2 separate regions of the Homo sapiens genome follow, and region 1 is linked to region 2. A link is a loop called in an ENCODE intact Hi-C map of the cell type or tissue named here. Cell type or tissue: heart left ventricle. All regions are shown on one strand.

What was found. Hi-C counts contacts between places; a loop is a spot of excess contacts. Peaks named below come from ENCODE experiments on the same cell type or tissue, not always from the same donor. Only the 100,000 strongest peaks of a DNase experiment are listed, where the experiment ranks them.
Region 1: a loop joins it to region 2, with 1.8 times the contacts of the local background. A loop is called at or near these places in 8 of 110 quality-filtered maps.

The regions. Positions count from the first base shown.
Region 1 is chr4:2,799,454-2,801,953 of GRCh38, reverse strand. The region is part of intron 1 of SH3BP2 (SH3 domain binding protein 2); the gene reads right to left. Among named protein-coding and RNA genes, the nearest start is that of SH3BP2, 7.6 kb to the right of the region's middle. RefSeq lists an enhancer at 655-704. In heart left ventricle, a CTCF peak has its summit at 1,550; DNase peaks (open chromatin) are centred at 733, 1,573, 1,803 and 2,313; H3K4me3 peaks cover 1,953 bases; H3K27ac peaks cover 2,399 bases.
Region 2 is chr4:2,867,092-2,869,591 of GRCh38, reverse strand. All of the region lies in intron 1 of ADD1 (adducin 1), which reads right to left. Among named protein-coding and RNA genes, the nearest start is that of ADD1, 24 kb to the right of the region's middle. In heart left ventricle, no CTCF peak of the experiment used is centred here; a DNase peak (open chromatin) is centred at 1,257; H3K4me3 peaks cover 2,020 bases; H3K27ac peaks cover 2,500 bases.

The DNA.
Region 1 (2,500 bases), 68 kb after region 2:
GTATTTTTAGTAGAGCCGGGGTTTCACCACGGTGGTCAGGCTGGTCTTGAACTCCTGACCTCAACTAATCCACCCGCCTTGGCCTCCCAAAGTGCTGGGATTACAGGCATGAGCCACCACGCCTGGCTAATATTTTTAAACTGTTTTCTAACATGGGTTTTTTTCCCGGATGTTGTTCGTTTTTACTCTCTGGGTTTATTATTCTATTCCCTTGCCTTCTGCTTCTTGTCATTTTTTATTCCTTAGTAAATTTTAGGTTGGCCTCAGGAGGTTTCCTGTCTAGGCTGGGTCTTGTCCTTGCGCTGGCTTCCTCCTGGGGCCACTCACAGGCCAGCACAGGTGGGCTCAAGGCGACAGGCCAGCCCCTCTGCTGGGGCTGCAGCAGGCATCGGGGTGGGAGAGCAGGCCACAGCCACTCCCAGGCCGGGGTCTCTGGCCGGACAGGGGAAGGGAGATGCAGGCAGGCCCAGGAGCAAGAGGGAGGCAACAGGAAGAGGTGCTGACAGAGAGGCAAAAAGAAGGAAGAAGGAGTGGGCCAGACCCCGGGTTGGGGAACCGAGAGCTGTGTGTTCCTCCTCAGCCTGGGAACCCCAGAGCCTCGGGGCCCGGGCAGGGGACAGGATGACTCATGCCCGCTGGCTCCTGTCCTCACCCTCAGCGTGGCCCAGAGGGGGCCTGGGTGACCTGAACGTTCCCAGGCCCCTCACAACGCTCCACTGTTCAGAGAGGCCCAGTGAGGACAAGGGTCTGGCGGTGGGCCCGGCCTGCCGGGAAAGGAGCCCAGCCCCCAGCCTCTGCCGCAGCCTCTCTGCACCCCTGCAGTCTGGGCCCCGGTCCTCCGCGGTCAAGACAGGCAGGGGTGGAGTCTGGATCAGGGTCTCCTCCTCTCCGCCCCCAACCATGCAACTGTCCAGCCCCCTTCCCAAGGCCAGGCCGCCCACAGCCCAGCTCCTTCCTCCCTCGGAGCCAGCCTGTCACAGCCTTTCTGCTGCAGCCTCAGCAGAGGTGGCTCTCAAAGACAGCTCCGCTCAGCCTCAGGGCTCAAGGCCACCCATGCCCTACCTCGCCGGACACCTCTCAGGCTGTTCCACGAGTTCCTCCAGCCGTTCCCCACCTGCAAACTCCCGCCTGGCCTTCTGCCCCCGGCCAGGTCACCCCAAGACACCCCCAATGCCCTTACTGCTCCCTGGGGATGGCGCTCCAGGCCAGGTCCTTCCTCAGAGGGGTGAATGGCTCTAGTTAGGGTCCCCAACCACCACAGCCCCAGACCCGTGGGAGCCGAGGCCTGAGCTCTCCTGCCTGCCCAGCCTCCCTGCACCCACCCCTGGCACGGGAGCCCGAGACAGCCTCCCCAGAGCCCCCAGGTGAAGTGCCACCTGGCCCGTCATCAGCCCGGGGGGGGGGCGGTCACAGGACAAGCACCTCCACGTACTGCTCGGGTGGCAGTAAGACTCTGGAGTCAGCAGGGCCTGTAAGCAAGCCCGCCGGTGTCTGCCCCTAGGGCCTCCTCCTGGCTGGGAAGCAGCCACGGGGCAGGCTCGGGCAGCTCAGGCAGGGGCAGGCTGCATCAGACAGGGAGGTGGCACAGCCCGGTGGACACTCTGGGGACACAGCCTCAGGAGTGACTTGGGGATGCCCTTTCCCTCCCCAGGGAGGCAGCTCTGGACCATGCCACTGTCTGCCAGAAAAGCCAGCCAAGGAGGAGGGAGACTGAGCCGGGGACAGTCAGTCCCACCAGGGCCAATGCCACCCCAATCTCAGCAGTCTGCTGCTCCCTCCCCTTTCATCCCCTGTAGCCCCTGTGCAGGGGTCACCGACCCCATCCTGGTCACGTCACCTCCTCCACTCCCACCCAGCCTTCTGCAGCCTCGACGAACCCACTTCTGTCTGTGGCAGCCCCCACCCTTTCCCCAGACCCCGCCCGAGCTCCTCATGGTCTTCTTGTGGCCACTGCTTGGAGGGCGTATGTTCGGCAGTGGTCTCCAGACCCCAGAGTAAGCTTGAAAACATAAGCCAGCCCCTGCTGGAAGCCCCACCAGGCCCTCGGGCCCCACCTCTCTAGCCCCTCTCCCTTTTCAAAACCAGGGTGTCTTTCACACAGCCTGAGCCCTCAGCCTGGCCCCTCCTCCTGCTCCCCCTCAAGGAGGCCCCCCCGGGGGGATCCGTGAGGCGCCCCTGGCATCTTTGGTGCTGCCTTTTCCCAGCTTCGTACTGGAAGGGCCAGGACCCTGCCTGCCGCAAGGGTGGCTCTGGGTAGGTCTTCGAGGGGGCCTGGGTCCCAAGTGGGTCCCCCCTGCTTCTCAGGACACCAGCCCTGGAATAGCTGTCCCCTTGATGCCAGCCGGCAGGAACCCTGGCATGGGGCAAGGCCCGCTAGATCCTCTGCAGAGGTGGGGGTTGGGGGTCCTTTCTCAATCTTCTTCCTTCCCCAGCAACTTCCTGCCCCAGAGGCAGGCACAGCCACCCCGACCACAAAACATCACCCTCCTGGTCACATCCT
Region 2 (2,500 bases):
GGATATTATGAGTTGGACTGTGTCCACTCCCCAAAATTCACATGTTGAAGCCCTAACCCCCAGTTCCTCAGAATATGCCCTTATTTGGAAATAGGGTCGCTACAGATGTAATTAGTTAAGATGGGGTCCACAAGGCAGACCTAATCCAAAATGACTTATGTCCTTATAAAACGGAAAATGCGGACAAAGAGACACGCACAGGGAGAACTAAGTGTAGATGAAGGCAGAGGTGGACGCAGTGCTTCCTCAAGCCAAGAAACGCCAAGGACTGCCGACTACCGAGCTAGGATGGGGCCCATTCTCCCTCACAGCCTCGGGAGGAACCAGCCCTGCCCACACCCTGATCTTAGACTTCTAGCCTCCAGAACTGTGAGATGACACATTACTGTTGTTTAAGCCCCTGGTCTGTGGCACTTTGTTACAGCAGCTCTAGGAAACTCATAGAGAGGGGCTGTCAGGAAAGCTTCACTGAGATGATTTCAGAGGTAAAACGTGACTGCCAGGTGGCTTGGGGAAGGCAGCAGTCACCTGGTGAATAAACATCTACTGAGCTTTAGGGAGTAGCACAGAAAACACAGCAGAGTGAGCGCAGTCAACCGTCGTCTGATTTCACATGCAGTACCTGGCACCCAGCAGGTGTTCCACATATTTTTAATGACCTAATTTAACTATTCTCTCTATTCTAAACCTTTCAGCCCCCACTCATTCTCAATATCCAACTCGAATGCTTCCCGCTCTATGAAGGTTCCCCACGCCCCAAGCCTGGCACCTGGACTCCTGTGTGTCAACATACACCATTCCCACCTCTCCCATGGCCACTTTCAAACAGGACCAAATCATATGCGGATAAATTATCTGGGTACATACTTGCTCCATCACTGGTCTGTGGGCCTGTGAAATACAGGGACAATACATTTCTAACTCATGTTTGTACAAGGGCCCTGGGGGAGTGTGTCATACATAGCAGGGGCTCAAATGAGACTGTTTATTCCCGAAGGAGGGTATTTGCCACAAGGGACATCTAACTTCCCTGGGACAAAGGGCTCCAAGAGGTCTGCATCCAAAATGAAACTGCATCGTCAGGAAATACGCAGTGAAACAGAAGGTGGAGAGTTCGCTGGAAAGAGTAACAAGATTGTAAACAGACTTGGGGGCTCCGACACTGAAGACTAAATCCAGGCAGAGGGCTGGGAACAGTGCAGCCGTCAGCACACACCCTGGCCAGCACCAAGAGACATGGACGCCCTGGCCAGAAATTCATTACAAACACTTGGAAACCTGCAATACTGGAAGGCTGCAGCACCAGCCAATGCAAAGGAAATCCCTGTAATCTACTGGCAGGAGGGAGCCCAACATCTGGCGCTATCTCCCAAACACAACCGTAGTTAAGCTCTAACCCCCCACTGCTTACAGTACTAGCCTAATGACACAGTTCTCCACCACCCTAAAAGAGAACACCCACCTTATGTTGAAGGTTCTTCTTCACAGCTTTAGGCTGACGGAGTGTGCCCTGTTTGGGACCTCAGAGCTCAGTTAAAAGCCTTTAATTACTCTGATCGGATCATTTCTATTCCTGTGTCTCCGGATGTCCTCTTGCAGAAGCAGCTGCTCAAAAGGCCCCTTTCAAATAATCACAGCTACAGTTATCACTGCTCACTATGTGTGTTTTAACTCATTTTTTCTGCAGATAAGGCACAACACAGTTAAGCAGCCAGTAATGGGGTTGCTGGAGTCTGAACTCGGGCTGCCTGACTCCAGAGCTCCTCCTCCTCCCTCTAATCCACATTCTCTCTGACAATCAGGATGTCTCAAAACAGCTCCAATTAGAAACAAAAGCAAAAAGTAAAACTGAACCACAGCAATTTGTCCCAGCCTACTCAAGTGGGTCCTCTTGCTTCCTCCCTTTTATGATGAATGGTTAGTTAACGGCTTCCCAGCCTAAATCATCCACATTTTATTAAGTCTTTTATACAATTACATAGCTGGTGTTGTTTTTCTTTTAACTACAGCATTAATTAATCCTATGGTATGTTATGAGAGATATTCCAGTTACTTGCTTAAGGTTTAGTAGGCAGTAAGTGGAGAAGCAAGAATCTGAAATTAAGACTATGGTTTGGAGACCGCACTCTTAATTGCTTCTCATTAAACTGTGTTCTTGTTGCTGACAACAGGACTCTCCAGTCCAAGGGTCAGTACTGAGCCAAAAATCAGAGGTTGGTTCCACTCATACTCCTATAAAACTTCAACACGTATGGAGTTACCTCACCTGTAAAGTAAAAACAGCTCCCCATCCCAAACTCCAGACCTAATTTTTCCCAAACCCAGTTGAGGAAAATGCAGCTAGAAAATGCAAGGGATCCAGAAAAGTGACCACGAATTGTCTAAAGACCCTATAAAGACCACTGCAGAGAACAATGTTCTCACACACACTCGTTAATTCCAACCACCCTGCAAGATTCCTCCATGTGCAGATCAAGACTGACTCAGTGTTTTTGTGGGT